2 separate regions of the Homo sapiens genome follow, and region 1 is linked to region 2. A link is a loop called in an ENCODE intact Hi-C map of the cell type or tissue named here. Cell type or tissue: dorsolateral prefrontal cortex. All regions are shown on one strand. Each heading gives the region's core, and the rest is flanking DNA. Links, peaks and the distances in the headings are about the cores only.

The links. Hi-C counts contacts between places; a loop is a spot of excess contacts. Peaks named below come from ENCODE experiments on the same cell type or tissue, not always from the same donor. Only the 100,000 strongest peaks of a DNase experiment are listed, where the experiment ranks them.
Region 1: it touches region 2 in a loop (4-fold over the local background); 2 of 110 quality-filtered maps call a loop at or near these places.

The regions. Positions count from the first base shown.
Region 1 is chr6:96,147,642-96,158,289 of GRCh38, forward strand. The region is part of intron 2 of FUT9 (fucosyltransferase 9); the gene reads left to right. Among named protein-coding and RNA genes, the nearest start is that of FUT9, 140 kb to the left of the region's middle. In dorsolateral prefrontal cortex, for the core only: no CTCF peak of the experiment used is centred there; no DNase peak of the experiment used is centred there; H3K4me3 peaks cover 398 bases; H3K27ac peaks cover 4,636 bases.
Region 2 is chr6:96,011,422-96,022,069 of GRCh38, forward strand. FUT9 (fucosyltransferase 9) reads left to right here and starts at 4,553. Exons shown (of 3, transcript NM_006581.4): 1 at 4,553-4,791. LOC107986626 (a long non-coding RNA gene) reads right to left here and starts at 4,012. Exons shown (of 3, transcript XR_001744263.2): 1 at 3,866-4,012. In dorsolateral prefrontal cortex, for the core only: CTCF peaks have their summits at 4,125 and 4,328; DNase peaks (open chromatin) are centred at 3,980 and 4,530; H3K4me3 peaks cover 5,000 bases; H3K27ac peaks cover 4,360 bases.

The sequences.
Region 1 (10,648 bases), core at 2,746-7,745, 140 kb after region 2:
AAGCAATGTGAACATTTGCCACTAGTAGGATCTAGAGTGAAGATTTCTTAACTCTTCATCCTTTCTGTGCTAATTGAATGATGAAGACCCTAGGAGTTTTTCAAAAAATCTCATACAGAGTGCTAACACATCAGTTGATGACATCCAGCCATGACGGATTCAGGCTTGCATAAATAATCTGCAGGAGTTCTTTGAATATATCACAGCCACACTAGATAAAAGATGATCTGGGACTACGATATAGTTAATATTTCAGAAAAAAAAGTGCATTTGATATGTTTCTGCATCAGAGATAAAGGTAAAAGAACCACCGAACATGGGATAAAGAGTACCGAAGCGAAAATTAGTTTTAGAAACACTACAAAGCAAAGACTTTAAAAGCAACTTTTATGTTGGAAAGAAAAAAAAAATATTGAAACTGGGCAGCCCATGTGCAATTAATTGAAGTCCAGTCCTTCCTTAAAAACGCTTTCTAACACACCAAATATCTCACAAAGCTGATGGTGACTAAAAGTCTTTCCAACAGTTTAGTGCAATAGACTTATCACTAAGCTTGGAATGTAAAAATCTAAGTTCTAGCTGATTAAATGATCTTGAGTAATTAGCACTCAGGGTCTCAGATTCCAACCTACAGAATAGGAAATTGGGTCTAGAAAGATTGCCAAAGTCCCTCCTATCTCCACAACTATTTGATTCTAACAGCTCCACGTAGCTCTGGGGAATTTAATCATCAAGCAAGTTTCTCCATTAAGGTGGATAATTAAAATGAGGGAGTACTCTGTAATGCATCAAAACAGATTCAGATTGCTGGCTTTTTCAAATTTACAGTTTCGCTTTCAGTAAAAATTACATGGTATAATCAGTCGAGCTGTGGAAATGGGCTCTGAAGGCTATTGATTCCTGAGTTCTTGATACTTTCATTGACCCTATCAAAACACTTAAATGTTCCAAAGCCTGGAGTGGCCCTGGAGAAGCCCAAGTTGTAACAATTTTGTACTGCCTGAGGTTTATATTACTCCAGAGAGTATGTATTTTGTAATAGGGTTGAAAAGACAGTAAAATTTTTAAAAAGTGGCCACTCCTATAGTAGTGTAGATACATGAACATTTAACCAAATGTATTGCCTTTATTCTGAGTCTGTACATGCGCAGAAATCCCAGCAAAATGTTCTCTAACTAGTCTTATGTGACCCTGGCTTAAAATGTGGGCTGTTAGACTTTTAACTACTTGAGGCCAGGCACAGTGGTTCACATTTGCAATCCCAGCACTTTGGGAGGCAGAGGTGGGCAGATCACCTGAGGTCAGGAGTTCGAGACCAGCTTGGCCAATATGGTGAAACCTTGTCTCTAACTAAAAATACAAAAATTAGCCAGGTGTGGTGCCATGTGCCTGTAATCCCAGCTACTCAGGAGGCTGAGGCAGGAGAACTGCTTGAACTCGGGAAGTGGAGGTTGCAGTGAGCCGTGAGCCAAGATTCTGCCACTGTACCGCAGCCTGGGCAACACAGTGAGACTCCAAAAAAAAAAAAATTTTTTTTGAACTACTTGAAAATAATAGACTGCTTTTATTATGTACAGAGTCAGTATTCCATGCAATTTTGTTGAATTAAATTTAATTCTTCTATCACCAGAGAGCATTTTTTTTAAATGAAGAACATGATTACTAATTTAGATGACATGTAACCAAGTTTAAGGCAGACAAAAAAAAAAGTCTCTATTAGAAACTACAATGGAACATTATGGGGATAAAATGAAAATATTAACTTAAAATTCATTCCTCCATCCCTTTTAGCCCAAATGAGTGAATAATTTTAAAACCTGAAACAAATGTTTTCTCAGTATAACCCTTCTAGAGAAGTACTGCAATTTCACTAAATCACAGAACTCCCATTGCCTTAGATCAGGAGTGTGTATATTATCAGCATCAAACAAAACTCAATTATTTGTAATTGTCAGCAGAGCTGAGAATAAACCTTATTGAAGCATGAACACTGTGAGAAAAAATATATCTGTGCATTCCATCAAAAGCAAGCATTTCTTTGCCTGAATTTTTAAAAATTGTTTTATTTATAATTATTGTAGATATATAATAGTTGTACATATTTATGTATATGTGATGTTTGGATACAGTATACAGTGTGTAATGATCAAATCAGGGTAATTGAGGTATCCATCACCTTAAGCTTTTATCATTTCTTTGTGTTAGGAACATTTCAATTCCACTCTTTTAGTTATTTTGAAATATACAATAAGTTATTGTTAACTATAGTCACCCTATTGTGCCACCAAACACTAGATTTTACTCTATCTAATTGTATTTTCATACTCATTAACCCTCCCCTCTTTACCCCCCTTCTCCATTACCCTTCCCAGCCTGTGGTAACCATCATTCTATTCTCTATAATTTGTAATAATTATACTTCTAGAGCAAAAGATAAACTCTGCCTACCTGGGTCTTGATTCTCTTAGGACGGATAAGTCATGTCCAAGAATAGAATACAAAAAGAGAAAATGGTGTCAGTAGTATGGTGTTATACTGGTGTGCTATACTAAATGGTGTCTGTTTCAGGTAAAATGACATTAGAATTCAGAATGAAGGAGTGATTCCAGCTGGAGCAATTAGGAATCAGGGAAGTCATTGTAAACAAAGTGGCATTTTTGATAGACCTGGACTTTAAAATATGGAAATTAGTGCAGAGCGTGATGAATCCAGCATTCCGAGGAAAAAGGAAAAGGAGAAGGAGGTGTGAGGCACCAACTGAAAAGAGGACTTGATCTTCCTGAGCCTCTAGTGTGTGAAAGAGAACAATGGGCTGTGAGGGGCTAGATGGTGCAAAGCTTTGGAGGCCTGATGTGCACTTTAATCATCAGGCTTGGACCAGGTACAGAGGGTTTTAAGAAGGAGAATGACAGAACCAGAGCTGTGCTTTTGGAGATTTATTCTGGCAGCAGTGTGTAGGATGGATTGAAGGAGGTGATGCCAGCTCAGGCTCAACAATTTCTTAAAGTGGAGAAAAGGCACAGTTGCAGTAGAGACTAATCCACGTGCCACTAAAAATTGCCCTGTGTTCCATCTGCAGCACCAATGTGAAGACTGTTCACCTCTTTCCAGAATACCGTGGATCTGTGAACAGTTAAAACCTATTACATGAGCTGTGTGGAGCTGACCTGATAGGAATAATTATAATGAAAGGTTTATATCATTCCCTAGGACTGGGGGTAAGGGCAATATAACACTCTAACACTCCTACTTTGTTCCTGTTTTAGCTTTTGAAGTTTTATAATAGCAAGTTACTTGATTTGTCTTGAGATTTGAGCTGTATCACTGATATAAGCTTTCTAATTATCTTTATCAACGTGGCTACGGCAAGGAAAAGTGTGATTCCACAATTTAGATTTGCAGATACCAAATAGAATGCTAATTGATACTTTGGAAATATGATTTTCAAACTTAGCAGAGTGGGTAACACCAAGAAAAATGTTTTAACCTGAAGTCATTTTGAAGGCTAAAATACACTTTAAATTTAAACTGAAAGGGAAAGTGAGGAGAACCCTGCTTGAGGCTTTAATTCTTTGATTAAACTTGATAGTGGGTTATCTTTAGGGTAACTTCTACTTCAATATGAGCCTCATTCCATGGGCCAGGCCATTATAATTATGTATAATAGAATTTTTTTTCCAAAATACATTACAATATCTGAAGAAGATAATCACATTGTAACAGAGAGAAATGAAAATCTGTCAAAGAGAATGAAGAAATTATACTTGCCTTTCTTGTCCTTGGTGCCTAAAGTGAAATGAAATTGTTTTCCTGTTATCAGGCCAAATGCAGACATACTTTAAGGGACCAGCCTTCTTTAAAGATTTTATCAGGTAGAGACATCAGTTCTGCCTTCCTCCTTGCTTCAGGGCACTGCAAATGGCTTCAGAGTACATCTATATGCTAGTTCACTGGAAGGAATCGTTGTTCCAAAGTTTTGCAGAACAAAACTCCCCTAAATTCTCAAGAGACCAGTTCCACAAAGCTGTGAGCTGAGTTTTGTTATATTCAGATTCACTATCCATATCTCTCATGAGCTCTGAGTTTCAGCTACGATATTTTGAACCTAAGGAATACTTTACCCTTTCTTTTTCTCCAGGAAGCAACGATCCAGTATAAAAGGAGTTATATAATCAAGACATAACTGTGAGCTTTGAAACTATTTTAATCACCAGAGCCTGCTTCTTACCATAAAACGATTTCTCAAGCTCCATAATTTGGGATAGAAAACAATAGCAATCTTGAAGAAATACCAGGAAGGACATTAGAGAGATGAAGTAGAGAAGCATTCAAAATGGGATCAGAGGATGCATCTATTCACAGGTCCACCTGATGCCAGGGCTTGTAGAAAAAAATTTAGAGATATATTTAGAGCCATTGAAACTGTTCCCATTTTTACATAGGGAGAGATCAGCATTATATTTTGAGAAACCATAGGGAAGGAGCCTGTCTTTTAAAGTCTGGTGCTACCCAGGATTCTGTCTTTGATCATAGGCTTATCTAATGGGTCATATCTTACTCTGTCATAGTTTTTACCTATTACACGCTGTATATGCTGGTAACATCCAAGTCTAAAAATCCAGCCCAGACATAATCCCTGAGGTTCAGATTTGAAGATCTGTGTAATGACCTAGATTTATATGTGGATATCGCTCCCACAGGCATCTGGCACCCACCCTGTCTTCTAGAGTACCCCTCATAGCACTCCTTGTATTGAGTTCTAAGTGCTTATGTCACTGCCTATCTCTTCCACTGGACCAAAAGTACTGGGAAGGTCAGGGTGAGGTCTGTTTTGTTCATAATTAAAAGCCTTGCTCCTGGTACACGGCAACTGCTCAATAAATATTTTTTGAATAAATGAATCATTGGAGTGGGGCTTGAAAAATCTGGATAATTATAATTTTATAAAATGTCCTTTTAACACAATCTGCTCTCCAGCCCCTACCATTTAAGATAAAGGGACTGCATTAGGACTTACTTAAGTGCCTGTCTACTTAGGGTCACAGCACACTGATTCTCTATGTAGTCATTTTGGACTATGATTTGTTGTAAGACTTTGCCTACGAATATTCTGCCAAGTACAAATAATTTAATACGATTGACCATTCAGTTGATAAAGTTGTAAATAGATAATTATTGCTTTTCAGAAGAAAGTTGCTAAAAATGCATATATATTCAAAGCAATACCTGAGAAGCATAACATAAAAAGCGTTTGCATTCCCACGAACACGGTTCAGTTAAAGCTGAGCTTTGCCTCACAGAGGATAGGCAAACTGCATCTGGGAACCTTCCAGGAAAACTACAGAAATCCAATTAGGAACAGTCCTAAATGGACTCAGAATGTTTAGGTATGATAGAGAAACCAGTAATTCTTCTCATCAGTAAAAGTAATGAAGTGCCTTTAAAAACATCCTTCCATTTCTCCTGCTTAATAAGTAGATATAAAATTGGGGTACTTACAAAAAGTATTTAATTGTCATAGGTAGTTGGCAAGACAAATTTTTAAGAATCCAAATTTGGTAAAGAAATACATATAAACAACTTTTGAAGAGCATCAGAAATTGAACAGCCTATCAGACCATCTGGGACTGTATTCCCTTCATCTCATCTGGATGTGCTCTGTGCCCCTCCCTGAGCCAGCTGCTTCATTTTTCCCTATCCTCTTGTCCTTAAAATCACAAAAGGACATTACACATTAACTGATGCCTTGCACTAATTTATATTTGGGGGATATTGGAAAAACTAACACTTCTTCTAAGTGTGCAGGATTCTCTTGAGTAGACAATGTGAGAAAAAGTTACAAATACTTTTCAGGTCTCTTCCCAAGTATGAAATTGAGAAATATTCTGAAAAATCAGAGTCAGACTGATTTTGGTTAGAAAATACAAATCCTATGATTTCTGCTACAATGGTATCTGAATCAAGATAATGACCATTAAGTCTCAGACCTTTACAAAGGTCTTCAGTCAGGCGAGACAAAAACATTAATTTGTTAAATGAGACTATGGGAAATACTACCAACCTCCTGAGATCTCTCATTTATCACTTTGTCATGAATCTCACCTCTCCAGTTTCCTTACAGTTTTCAATTATGGATGCTAGAATCACTGCTGTCATTTAAAAAAATTAGAATGTCTTTATTTCTTTATACCATTTGCATTTTAATTTCCTGCCCCTTTCAGAGACATTTCTTTTGCTAAGTAATGGCCAGCAGCCAATCTCAATCTGGAGAGGAAATGATTAAAATCTTAATTCTCCTGGAGGGGGAGCTACTATATTTATCTTTTGTTTCTGGATTTGATCATCAGACTGTATGTTTCTGCCACATTAACCTCATTTTAGCAGTAGTTTTCAATATGAGTGAGAGGAAAAAGTAGAAGAGATGTTTTCAATCCAATGGTTAATCTGTTTGACACAACATTTGCTTCCTCATAATGGGTGATGATAGTTTATATTACTCTTTAAATCAGAGCTCAACACATGTTTATAGTATCAAATTAATAATATTCACTGTGCTCCTTAAAGTTGGATATTAGCAAAAGTGATAGAAATACATGAGCACAGAGTAGCAAAATCATTTTCACAAATGGTGATCTGTTAATGCTGAGTTTTTAGTTCTTCTTATTCCCTTTAGTCATTTATATAGTCAAATTATCTGGTCTAATTTTATTTTTAAAAATTATGATTTTTCTTAGACTCCAACAGTAATATAAAAGCAAACAAACAGTACTTAGTTACTTTTTACTTGTTAGTTGAAAATTATAAGGCATAAAAGTAAACATGTTTTTACTTTTTTGTAAAGTAAGATTGTGTGAGACAGAATGTACATCTTAAACTCTCTCAAGGAAAGTAAATGTATTAATTTAAGAGTTCAGAGGTTAGTGGACTCTGGGTATAGTCTGATCAAGTCACTCAGTTTTTTACAATTCTACTGGCTCTTTTATATTCCATGAAAAGCTTCATTCTGTGACTTAACTTTTTTTGTGCCTGCAAACAGTGATTGCATTTGTAAGTATCACATCTTCCTATAATATTGTCCAATTATAAAAAGAATGTCTTAGATTAAGTAAAAAGATAACTACCTTTTTACCAATAGTCAAAAATTTTTGGCTTCATCTTGTTTGAACCAAAGTATTTCATGTGAACACTTCTGAACCAATCAATGTAACTGACAACTCCTGTATATGCAGATTGGAAGATAGGCATAGGCAGTGGATTAGGTTTCATGGACTGGGGTCAGTCCTTCAAAGTGCTTGCTGCTGTGCAATAGGAGAGGGGCACAGCACGTGCTGAGGAGGCAATGACAGTCCCTGCAGTTACCCAAACTTTCTTAACATTTCAGGTGGCTCTCAAATCACAAAAGCATTCTCTCTAGCTCACAGAAAAATGACCCCCAATCAGCAGAGCAAAGATTCTCTCAATTCTACAGCAGTCAAGGTTTACTTCCCTATAATGCCTGCCTTTTTTTGAATGCTCTTAGCAAGCTTTATAGCAATTTTAAAATCTGATTCTTTGAAATCCAGAAAGTTACTAATTGGGAGTTAGAAGGGGTAAAAAAAACGCTCAGTGTCAAAAGATTTATTGTAAAAGGTCTTTCTTGTCTTTTTGGGAGGGGAGAGAGTGTTATGGTCTGAAATGTGTTCTCAAATTCATGTCGAAGTCCCAATCTCCAGTATGTTTTTGGAGATAAGGTCTTTAAAGAAGTGATTAGGTTAAAATAAGGCCTTTAGTGTTTGGCCCTAATCTAAAATGACTGATGTCCCTATAAGAAAAGCAAGAGCTGGAGATCGAGACTATCCTGGCTAACATGGTGAAACCCCGTCTCTACTAAAAATACAAAAAATTAGCTGGGCGTGGTGGCAGGTGCCTGTAGTCCTAGCTGCTTGGGAGGCTGAGGAAGGAGAATGGTGTGAACCTGGGAGGCGGAGCTTGCAGTGAGCCGAGATCGTGCCACTGCACTCCAGCCTGGGCGACAGAGTGAGACTCCGTTTAAAAAAAAAAAAAGGAAAGAAAGAAAAAGAAAAGAAAGAAAAGAAAAGCAAGAGCTACCAGAGGTGAGAGCACACAAAGGAATGACCAAGTGAAGAGGCAGCAATAGGGCAGCCATCTGCAAGCCAAGAAAGAGTCTCAGAAGGACCTAACCCTCCTGACCCCTTGATCTTGGACTTCCAGCCTCTAGAACTGTGAGGAAATAAATTTCTGCTGCTTAATCTACCCAGTTTGTGGTATTTTGTTATGGCATCCCTAGCAAACTAATACAGAATGGTGGTTTGTTTGCTTTTTGTTAACTTTTCTTTTGGAGGTTATAAAACCAACTGCTTCTTCCAACATTTTAATTTAGGGTTTTGTTGCAGTAGGAGACTTTATTTCATAGAAGTAATAGTTATTTTGCTGATGTTCAAAGGATGCTTCTGGTACTCGGTGAGGTTGATGCATTTCTCTTCACCAGTGAAGTCTAATGCTATAGGAAAGTTTTCAAATTTCACACTGGTCCCTGTAATTTTCCTTCCAACTGGCAAATACTTTGAGGATGACAGCTGTGAGCCAGTGCAACTATCACCATGGTCTGTTTCTAATTTTTTTGTTGGTGTTTATGAACACAACTTTTCCCCTTGGAGCCTTTGGTTCATTGCTGGTGATGAAGGATTTTATCTCCTTAGCTCATCTAGGTCTGGGTTCTTGTCTTGTCTCATGACCAGGAAAAATCAGGCACGTGGACACTCGAAGAGTGAGTGGAGTAGAATGTATTAAGTGAAAAGGAAAGCTCTCAGCAAAAAGGGGCATCCTGAAAGCAGGTTGCCAGTTTTCCTTCGCAGTACAAGGGCTTATATATATATAAGCTGATGGAGCTGGGTTCCCTATTTGTATAAGGCATAAATTCCAGGTGGCTCTGCCCCATTCCCCCTAGCGTGCATGTGGACCCTTAATCTTCTCCGGGCATGTTTAGGCAAGCCTGCTGTACAAGTTCCCTTATCTGCACAAAATATCTGGTGTAGGCACTTGTGGGTTAGGTCGGATGTTTTCCAGGGACCCTTCCCTTACTGTCTGCCTAAAGCAAGCTGGCTAACTCCTTTCACTGGTTTTGAAGGTTTTTGTTGTTATTTTTCTAAGCACTCTTTTCATTTTATTTCACCATAAATCCAGTTCTTACAAGGTATAAATGAAATATCTCCTTTTTAATGTGTGCTGAGGTTTGGAACTCAAATGTACAAATTATGACTGCCTATACATAAAAAACAGAAGCATGTTACCATGAAATGAAATAATGGGCAGACAATGTTAGTTTGAAATGTTCTTTTTCCCCTCCATTCCTATTAAATTTGTGTTGGTTCTTTGTTAGATGAAAGAGAAAGAAATAAAGTGCAATGCTTTTGCCTAAAAGCCTATCCCCAAAGGAATTGAGTTAACTGTACCTAGCCCCAGAGAAAGACATGAAACTATGACTGGCTAAAAAGGCTAACTAAGATGTGTGTTTTTCTAGGATTTCTTCTTATATTCTTTGAGTCTATGTAATATGATCAGTACCTTCACTTTCGTTTTCTCTTGTAATTATGAAACGAGTGTGACAATTCTGCCCATGACACCTCAGAGTCTGTTACCAAAGTCACTGAAAACATCACAAAGGAGGACCTTGAGCTCCTCAGAATATGTTAAATAAGTATTAAATGCGGTAAACTGTAAAGATTCTCTGTCTTTTCATAATCTTTTTATTATTTTGGTGAGTTTAGTTTTGTGTTTTTCCTTTGGAAGAGAATGCCTAATAAAATGAGTTGAGGAATGTACACTGAGTTAGAGTGAACAATACTCCTGGATTTGGGAGTGTTTATTTTAGTTATAAAGAAAGTTCCAGTTTAGAATTTATTCTAGACAAATAATGACATTTGAAGGCAACCATGGTTTTAATGGTTCTCTGAATCAAGCAAAAGCAATGTAGGAAAATTTAAACATCTAACCCTCAGAAATGCCAATGAAGACTATAAAACTAATTCAGTTAATGATTTCAAAATCTTATTTGACATGTTTTATAAAACAGGAATAAAACCATTCCTCAGTAGGAACTACTCAGTCCTGCAATTATAATTTGAATCAATATCATATTAATATAGAGCAACACTGCCTTGCATTTTTTTCTCTGTTGATTCAAAAATCACTTGTCTTCAAATCTACTCCTGTCTGTTCTTTAGAGACAGGCTCATTTTTGCTTAAAGATATGATGCAAATGAAAGGAATACATTTGTAAAAATGTGATTTCTCTAGCTCCTTATTTTTTCTCTAACTCTATAATTTTACTTGTAAATATCAATTATATTATCCAGTCTTAAAGAATCACTAATAGAACAAGCATTATTAGAAAAGATAATTAGATAAGGCCTCAACAATGATGACTTTTAATTAGCACTTTTGCAATATGATGTTCTGAAGAAAATATGATTAGTGGTTACTATAATGTTTACAATGTCATTTACCTGAACTTTACATTTGTGTCATTTTTGTAGATAAATAAAGGGACACACTCTCAAAGACTCCATTTCTGATTTTTATATTTTTAAAACAAGGTGATGGTTTAATGGTCTTTAATTCATTTCATATCATAATGGACAGATGGTGG
Region 2 (10,648 bases), core at 1,890-6,889:
ACTGTACTAGGACACATCTCAATGTCAATGATTCTGGGGCAATTTTTCCTGGTAATCATTGTTTCTTTTCAAAGTGAAATATCAAGTCATCTTTCATTTGAAGAATGTTTCTTTCTTTAATAATATATTGACATATTTATTTTCCCATCACTTATTTCTTTTCTCTAATTATGTATCTATTGGATTACCATTCCCTATCTTCTCCATCTTTTGTATTCTCTCTAATCCTGTCTATTTTTTCTTTACTTGCATTTCATTTTGTTAGCCTTCCTTATTTCTGTCTCTTCTTTTCCTTGCTGTGTCTATCTCAGTGTCCATTTTATCTTGTAATTCTTCCATTTATAGTCTTAATTCGTGAAGGTATTTTTTTTCCTCACTTCTTTTCTGAGTTCCCCCAGCTATGTGTCACCAGCTCCTATTGTCTCTCATCATCCCTTCCCAAGTTCTTGCATTTGTACCTTGTAGTTTTCATTTATAAAAGCAATTCCTTCATTGTGCCTTCTTGAAAATTTCTGCTGTAATGTTAGAACAAATTTCTCAACTTCTTCATGACATCATTGCTATGGTGTGTGTTCTTCAACAATTGATATATTTTACTACTCCTTTGGAAGTCTTTTCCTATACTACTTTTGTGTTGACAGTGTGTCCATTCTTTTTTCAATTACTCATATATAACTGAGTTAAATTTTTCTTATGTAGGTTCTTGGGAAAAGGAGAGGAAAATAACTCCTGGGGTTTTCAAAGGGTTTCTCTTCACTGCTGCTACAGAGATAGATTCACTCCTCTGCCTAATTTTTGTGTATCACTCCATTACTTCCTGCAAGACACATCCAAGTGGGCTTCTTTCACTATCCACACTGTAGGAAATTCCAGTTCCTATACTGATTGGTGCAAACAAGAAATAAAGGTTTCGTAAGTGACAGTAAGAACTTACCTTCAGGAATCACATTTTTGTAGGTTTTCTGAGATTAGCCACAACTGAGTCCCCTGCATTTGTCAGGTTTCTTTCTTTCCTCCTTTTGCAGCTATACCCCAACTCTATTTCCTGAATCCATTGTTGTAACCAGTGGAAATTGATTTTGTTCTTCTGAGTGAAAGTCTCACTTTCAAGAAGTTTTTTTTTTTTTTTTTTTTTTTTTTTGGTGTATTCTCAAATTAGGTATCATTGGGCCCACTCTCTGCCCTTCTTTCTTTCACTTCTGAGACTTCTGGTTGATCTCAGCAGTTCTGGGATCTCACATACAAATTTTGGAAACTGCAGATTACCTGTCTTTTGATTTTACTGAAAAAAAGTTGTGAGTGATTTTTTTCCTTTTGATTCTTTGGTACATTCTTTGGGAAGAAAGAAGGAAACCTGCTAATTTTTGCCACTGTCTTCATAATAGATTCAGTCCATGTATTCAGCAGTGCTAATCATATGTATGATATAGTACATATGTAATTTTTAGAAGTGTCTGCAACCTCAGAAACATTTATTATTCTCCATTTTTCTCACTTTGAATAAAAACAGATGCTTATTTTTTAAAGTTAAGGCTCACCAAAATTTTCTCTTGCCTAAAAAGTACCCACTGTATTCTGTTACTACAACAAATGTGACTCTCTTAACTAACCCGTCATTCTCCTCTTTTCTTCAGCAGCTCACATAAGGACTGGTTATAGCAGAGGCTCATAATCTGTCTTTCTTTACTCCTAATCTTTTTAATGCCTATAATTAAATTATTAAATATTTCTTCTTTAAGCTTGAAATTTATCATGATCATCATTATTACTAGAACGTCTTTCTTAGTGATAAAACTTTTTTTATTGTATCACTGGACTCTTAAGCCTCACAAGGGCACAGTTAGCAATTTTCTTAACTGTGATATCCCTGGGGCCTAACATATTGCTGCCTACAGGGAGTGCTAATTGAATATGTGTTCAATAAATAGAGCAATGATATTTCCTTTGCTAACCAATATCTGGCACTCATGCAGTATCAGTTCAAAGACAGGGTTTTGAATCTTTCTGATTTTAGAAAATTTCAGCATGAGAATTTGTTTTCAATTAAATAAGTTCAAAGAGTCAGGGTTTTAAAATTAAGCTTTTATTGTATTAATTGATTAATTTTCCCATGGTGTAATGCATAACATAGTGCAACAGTAATAGAGATGTAGAAGGGGAAAGAAATATAAATGGGTGAGAATGCTGTAGTAAAGGTGACAGAGAAGTTTTCACCCAGCCTCAGAATCTACATTGAAATGCAAGTCCTTCAGCAGGAGAGTTCAATGCCATTCCATTGCTTATCATCCTGTTCTTGTCTCTGGTGGGCCAAGCGGCTGGGGATGTAAGCTGGAGGGAGGAGTTAGAAGCTTGCTTTCTCTACTCCAAACATCACCCCTTTCCTTTGCTTGGCTGTAAGGCATTATAGCTTGCGTATTTGTCTTTGCCACTTTAGAACCATAAAATGAGACTATAAGCTATTGCGTTATAGTTTCATAATTACAGGAGGAAAATAGTAAAAATTCTCAAAGGTAAATTACTTTAATAAGGAAGGGATGAGAAATATTATAAACAGAAATGAGAAAACAGAGATTTAATTAATTCTTGGTAACCATCCTCTGCCCAAGTAGCCGCTGGCATTTGCAAAATTTATTGTTCACCTCTGTAGTATAGGCACCACTGAGAAGACTTAGGGAGCTGAATGAATTGTAAGTCTTTGCCAACCTTTTATTTCTATGGTCTTTATTGAAAGAATAACAGTGGGTGAATTTGCATGGTACACCTCTGGATCTCTGAAGACAGTAACACATGCCTTTTAAAAGGGAGGTGTATTCGAATAATTAGATATTTTTTCCCTAAATAAGGAGGTGGTTCTCTCAGTCAGGTCATTAGGTAAATGTTGAACCAAATATTTTCATTAGCAGATATACTCAACAGGACAGAGTCTAGCAAGTTGATACCGCCCAGCCCATCAAGTAATACTTTATCTCCAACATTGTTTTTTCCTTCATGTGAATGTATACAGGAAAATCTAGAGGTTTTTCATCAATATTTAGGTATGGCCTATTGCATTGAAAATGTTTTTCCACATTGCATTTACAGTCAAGAGAGCACTTTTTAAAATATGAGAACATTTGTTATATAAGACACACTTATGTAAAATGAAATGCCTACCTTATTTATTCTAGAGACTATGATCCTTTAGGCTTTTAAAAAAACGAATCCACCAACTGAAAGATTACTTCATTTTTTTTTAAAGCAACACAACCAGCCAGCCAAACAAAATCAGAATCTCTTTCCCTCCTGGGAATGTCTGGGAATAATTAGCTCACTTTATGTGTTATGTTATTTGAGGAGAGTTTTACCAGACTTTTTTTTCTAGTCATATCTTTTAGACACATAATCTACTTGCTCCCTGTCTATCCCCAATTACCACGTGAAAATTATAAAATAAAATTACGGCTCACAGAAATCAGTTAATAATGTTCCACTTGTTTTTATATTTACTGAATGTGTGTTAACTCACCCTCTGGATCTCGCGCGTGTATCTGCCCTCAGTACAGTATCTATTTGCATGCGCCTCTTTGTAGTTTGCGAATATACAGGATTGATTTAGAGTCAAGTAGAGGAAACGAAAATCCACACTACGAAAGCGGGACCAACCCTAGGAAAATGCAGGGGGAAATGAAAAGCTCTGTGATAAAGAGATTCAGAGATCTTTCAATCCCTAGGTTTTTAGAATGTTGAGAAAAGGGAGGAAGGAAGCCAAGACAGAAGGTAATGGGCTGTCACTATGCCCTTCACACTTACAACCTTCCTAGATCATTGAGAACACGGTCCGAGGCAATTGGGTTAAAACGATATATGTATAAATTTCTTTTTTTACCTCGTTAGCTGGTCAACCCCGGCGGTAAACAACCAAGGCCACCCCTGCCCAGGCAACAGCTCCAAGGGGCAGGCGATGGTTGCCGGCATTGAGCTCCCTGCTGGCGCCTTCTGGCGGGACAGCCAGTGCCAAAGAGCGCCCAGGGAAACAAACACCAATGGGGGACTATACAGATGTCATGGATGCACATGTAGGATCATAATCTGCCCAGAAAGAGGAGAGAAGGAGGGCGACAGGCTGCGGATCCTGGTCCAGGAGCCGCCGCAATGGAGCGGGCGGCAGTGTGCGCGCACAGGTGCCACAGGCCGGTGGCGGGGAGAGCTGTAGAGGCTGCCTCCCGGACTCAGCACTCGCACCAGCGCGCTGAAGCCGCGGCTGCTGCCAAGCTTGGGTAACCCCCAGCCTGAGCCACGAGAGGAAGAGCCCAAGGAAAGGGCGCGAAGGGGGAAGGAGGGTAGGGTAGAAGGAGGGCGGGGGAGAGACCCATCGCCTCATCTTACATTTCCCCTCCCAAGCTCATTTAGTGGGAACCTCTGCTGGGCTCCTGCGCGCCTCCCTCCCCACCCCCTCAACTCTGGGCGACCATCTCCCCCTCTTCCCTTGCTCACCCCCCACCCTTCCTGCTCTTCCGTCCCTCCCTACCGCGTGCCTCCTCCCCTCCCCCTCGCCTCCCTCCCCTCCAGCGGCAGTAGCTGTAGCAGCTTCAGCGAAGCCGGAGATGGGCAGAGAGCGCGCGCGGCGCAGCAGCTCCAGATTCACTGCTCTCCCCTGCAGCTCCCCGCGCCCCCGCCGCTGTCGCTGCCTCGGTGTCCCCCAGCCCCAGTCGCGCTCTTAGGACAGCGCCGCCACCGCCGCCTGGCCCTGCCTGCCTCCTGCGCCGCGCAGCCCTCGCGAGCGCCCCGGATGGCGCTTTACCCCTAGGACCGGTGAGTAGGCGGGAGAGTGCAGGGGGTCGGGCGTCAAAGCTTGGCGCGGAGAGAACATCTTTTGGTTTGGGAGGCACCCCAAACCAGCTGCTGTGATTCCCCGTCCTCCAGGCAGAGGGTCCAGGGAGGGTGTTGCTCTGTGGTCCCCAAGGGGATGTTTGATTTCAACTCCACCTGCTGGCAACCTGAACCCCTCTCCGTCTTGGGGACAGCTGCCTGCAGCTCGCAGTCCCGCCTCACCTTCCAGCCCCCAGGCTCCCACACTAGCAGCAGTAGATGGCCCCGACCCTCTGGTCACCCCAAACAGGGTCATCTCTACTGTTACTGTCCCTGCGTTCCCACCTTATGCCAGTGCACAAACGCCCCTATCTGCCACCCTTCACCCGATCTCGCGCTGACAAAGCCTTCTCCACAAAGTCCTCCCTGACCCACCTTCTCTCCTTTCCCAAAGCCTGGCTCTCGAGCCCGACTGTCCCGTCCTATTCCTTCCCAGGGTGAATGGTCCTTAGTGAATTCTGACCTCATTCCCTCTACACAATGGTGCCTGTCCAGATTTTCTGACAGTCACCTCAGGAAATTGACACAGACACGCTGTGATCCTGGTTTCTGTACAGTTACTTTGTGTGTTACTCAGCACCTGGGCTGTTAAGGGTATTATCAAGCGTGAAAAAATAAAGACAAAAACCAAACCCTTTGGAAACAAACTTTTTGTTATTGTTGTTTTAAAGCGCAGAACTATTTGCATTGCTTAGGTTTGTTCTGTTCATTGAGAGGCGTCTTAGCTGAGTACAGGAAATACACCTATTTTACCTGTTCCTGCGGAATTGGTCTTACTTCCAGGTTAAGAACGGAGGACTTGCCTAGGTGGTGAATCTCTTTCAGCAACAACACTATCAAAAGCTCAGCAACTCTTGAGGATAAGAAGCTTTTTCTTGAAGGAGATGAGAGTAGCACCAAACTTACCCTTTAAAATCTTCTTTGAAATTGCAATAAGCCAAAGCTCTTATTTTTCTTTAGGTGTAGTGGCTAAAAGAGCGATATAGGAGGATTAGAAAACATTGTACCAAGAAGCTCCTGCACTATTTGGGTGCTTCCAGAGTTGTGTAGTATCTTAGCACCAGACGGTATTGCTGTAGAAGTTTTCTTAGAACAGTAGTCGTTTCTTCTGAAACCATGTTTACCGTTTTATTATTTCTAGTTGGAGTGCGAGAAAATAAAGAGTTGTGTTCGATGAATGAATATGAGCAAGGGGGATGGAGTGAACATCGGGAGGGGTCATTTAAATAATAAAATTTGTGCTCTCAATTTCTCATGTATTGAAATCTTAAAAACAAAACTACCCCACAAAATTTATGGTTTAATATTTTAGAGAAATGATGAAAAGGCATTCATTTCAACATGGCATTGTACTCCATGGAACCCTTGGTCACAGGGCTTGTGTTCTAAGCAATACGGATAAGAATATCCAGAAATAAATGTTAGGAACTTTAAAAGGTGCCCCACTGAGGCATGCAGTGTGTCAATATAAATTTCCTGGTATTATTATCACTATAATTTGAGGGGAATATAAATTAAAGTGCCATTCTTGCTCTTGCAGTTGGTGGAGAGAGATGTATGCTTCATCACCTTAAAGGAGCAAGTCTCAGGCTACATAAGAAATAGGAAGGGAAAGTTGAGCCATCATCTAGGGAATTTGTTAGTTAATATTGCCTTAATACCTTCTCCAATGTCAGGAATTTTTGTTGGTTTGTTTTCATTCAAACTGTATCTGAGATTTTATTTCCCTTTTGTGTAAGACATAGGCAGAAATGCACTGAGCAAGTCCACTGACAAGGGGTGGTTTTAAGTAAATGTGGATAGCCGCATTAAAAGTCAAGAGGGGCTGTGAATAATGAGTTTATTGTTGGTTTTCTAAATTTGAAAATTTTAGTTGGTTATATTTAGGGCTTGACTGAGAACATTCAAAGCTGTTCTCATTTGGGTAACATTAGGGTGACTACTATGCACAGTATATCCAACAGTAATTAATCTGTATCAGAATCGATACATCCCAAATTGAAAGCAAGGAGTAATACTTTGATCAGTTATTGCCCATAATTATGTTAATGATAAATTAAAGTCAATGTATTCTAATATAATTCCAATTAACATGAAAATATTAACAAGGTCTCAGAATTATCTATGAGAATCCAAATAACTAGTCTGCCAAAAATTTTGGCAAGAATTTCTATAAAGAATTATGGTGAGCTGAAAGTCAAGAAGATCTGCCAGGATTTAATGTCATTGGCATTAGTAAGAAAGGCTAAACAGTTAAATATAATGTATGGGGAGGTAAGGCACACCAATATTGGAATGGCATATCTTTGAGTACCATTGAACTGTATCTTATAATGCTCATAATTATATGCCACCTAGAGGATGACGGGTTTAAGTATTTGCAATGTTAAATATAAATTAAACATTATAAAGAGATATTTAAAATTATGGAAATTATATAGATTATTCCATCAACAAGTTGCCATTGGTTGAATGTTCCATGTGAAACCATGTTTTGCCTTGTGTGTGATGAAGAGAAAGAATGGTTAAGGAAGAGAAAGCTGCAGGAAGGGAGAGATAGAGAGAAAGGCTTCAACCCCTTGGAGACTGGCTTAAATTCTTTAATCAAATTAAGGTAACTAAATATGAGTTCTATTATTTTGGTATTTAGTTACCTTATTTGATTCTTTAATCAAATAAGGTAACTAAATAAAAGTTCTATTATTTGGTATTATTTTGGTATTTGGAATAGCAATTGTTTTCCCACTTGAATTTTAGGATATGACTCCTTAATTATAGCAATAATAATACAAGTTTTTTAAAATAAAGCCTTTTATTCCTTTTATTTAGTAAAATCTGAGCATCAGAGGCAAACCATTTTGTGTAATCCAATTGATGAATTGAACTAAATAAAATTCTAGACAAATTTACAAAAATACCTTAAAAAAAGCACACATATTTACACCTCACACATACCTAAAATTATAATAATAGATAAAGAGCTAAACAATTTAGTGTCTTATGAAGGCAAGAGGATTCAGTCAAGAGATAACCACATACAATATTTTTATACTCTAATATATATTTCTTGTATTTTCTTTTTCATTGCGGTGGATGTATTATTACGTTTTTATAAGTATTTGCATTTTTATTTATAAATTCATGTCTCTATATTATAAAATGCAAATTTTATAAATTCAAATAACCCCCAAATTACACTTGTAAGTATCAAATTATTACAAAAATGTTCATAATTTTGCTTTCTATCTTGCATTCAGGAGGGAGTATTTAGCAGAACGCATTCTTAGGAGCAAATATGTAAAATGAATATTTCAAAATAAGCATGATGATTCAACCAAAGTTTTACAACAATGCTATAAAGTGATACTCTCATAAACTCTAATGTACAATTAAAATTCCTAACAGAAACATTTAAATTCTGTGATTTTTACCTGTGACTGATTGTGTAAAATTCAATTTTATTAATTTAGCTGCAAATGGAATGCTCGGCATTCTTAATAGAAAGATTCACGGAATTCAGATGTTGATTAGAAATATAGAGAACATTCCATTTCTGTTACTCTACTAATGACTTGCTCAAAGTTTCAAAGTAGTTAATAGAAACAGAATTCAAATCCTGTTCTCCTGATTCCATGCTGTATTTGTCTTTCTATAAAATAAAAACATTTTCCACTTCTTTTATTTTAAGATGTTAATAAAGGAGAAGTCAGTATTAATGTTAAAGAAATCTGAAAATAAAATGAAATAAAAGGTCTGTGCTTCTTCAAGGACCATCTCAATGCCTAGACTTCTAACACACCATAGTTAAAGGTAATCAGTCAACCAGACTTTTTCATTCACTCCCACCTTCAGGTTAAAGCTTGGGAAATATTCAAAAATTAAACTGCAACTAGCCCACCTAAAAATCTTTTAACATTTTTGCATAATTTTTATTAGAAATTCCTCACTTATGCAGTGTAAGGTTTTTCATGTTAATAGCATGTCATGGACACTTCCATATAAGCTTTTATAGACAATTGACTGAAAAATATTCCTAAAATAACAGATTTTAGTTTCTGTAAGCAAAATGCACTTACAGTTTCATCTCCATGCTGATTCAATATTTATGTCATCACAGAGAAGGTTTCGTATCCATATGTTTATTTATTTTTAAATTTTTACCTCCATAGACTGTGAATAACTCAGGTGGTCAGGGAAGGTAAATTTGTTTCACAAAGTTTCAAGCCCACAGATGAAAATCCTGGCACTTTTAGCTTTCTCTTCACTGATAGCCAGAGGGATCAATGGAAGTGAATGACTAAATCAATAGGAAACCATCATCATTACTGCGTAAAAAAATAAGCTCTAAACTGTATTCTTGGTTATGGTGGCTCATCACCATCATTTCATCTAGGAAGAATAACATGGTGACATATTTTGATATCTCCATTACATTTTCTGGAACAACACTATATTATCTAAACGTGCTTGGACTGATGTAAACTAGGGGAACCAGTGATCTTGCACTGCTGGGTGGCTGATTCAAAAGCTGAGGCATTGATCTTAGGCATTGGTCTTCTTATAGCACATCAAGATGCAAATTTGGATGAGAGGAAAACTACACTTCTAAGGCTCCCCTGACATAGTTTCTTTGGAGTGCAATTCAGCCTCTCTTTATTGAGGGCCTATGGGGCAAGAACTGAAGTGATGATGGCAGGCACAAGAGTAAGTATGATTTAAGCTCTGACCTCAAGCAGCTTAGAGTTTAAGTGGAGAAGCCAGTAAGAACAAATAGAAAGGAGTGATGAGACACCAGCTGCTTTAACCTAGGGATGTCACCTTGGTATTAAACAAGGGTGTCCAGGAAAAACTCAAAAAGACCAAAAAAGAAAATCTGTTTTGTGTAACATGGATCTAGGCATGCTGTGGCTAAGGCTTGACAACAAAAATTATTTAGTTCCTTAAAAAAAGCAAGTTTCCATTGCTTTCTATACTAATTTTAACTCTGACAGAGTTTTTTGTTGTTGTTGTTGTTGTTTTGTTTTTTTTGGACAATGCAGGAACCTATTAGTAGTATGAACACAGGTAGTCCCAAACTAACAAATTCAGTGGTTGATTCAGTCCTTGGAGGTCATAGGGTAATCTTTTAATGGAAATGTAACTAAGTATATACTTTTAAAGTAAGTAGGAAATGCTTACCTTTTAAGAAACTTAAATCTTCAAGGAATATTCACAGAGAAGTACAAGCGGAGGATGCAGGGAAGGAGGTTATGAACAATATGTGTAATAGCTATCCTATAATCAAAAGTTTAAAAACCACTTTAGTAAGTTAGACAACCTTAAAAGGTATTTGTAATTATCTATGTTTTATTTACTCTGATGAATGTTTATTGAACAGTTGCAATTCAGTGATAGAAAAGGAAGATGACATATAGTTGGGATGATAAAATATAGACTCATTAAGTAATTTGGGAGAAGTATATGGCAGCATTTAAATAATACGTATTACATGTCATCTGACCTAGAACACGGACTGGACAATTACTTTTATAGCCAGGTAAAGTTTATAATATATATGTTATTGAAAAAAATAATGGCTCCAAACAGCTTCTGAAGGTACCTGAATTATACTATAGTAGGAATAGCTTACGCCCATGAAGGATCTGGTTAATTTATGTTCAATATTGGTTTACCAAGAGAAAAAAATAAGGTCTTCAATTTTTACATGAGAGGGAAAAATATACCTCCTAACTTGTTGACTGTTTTATGAATACTTTACAACTTTATGTTTTCATGACATTCGTTGTGTGAAGAAAGTGTC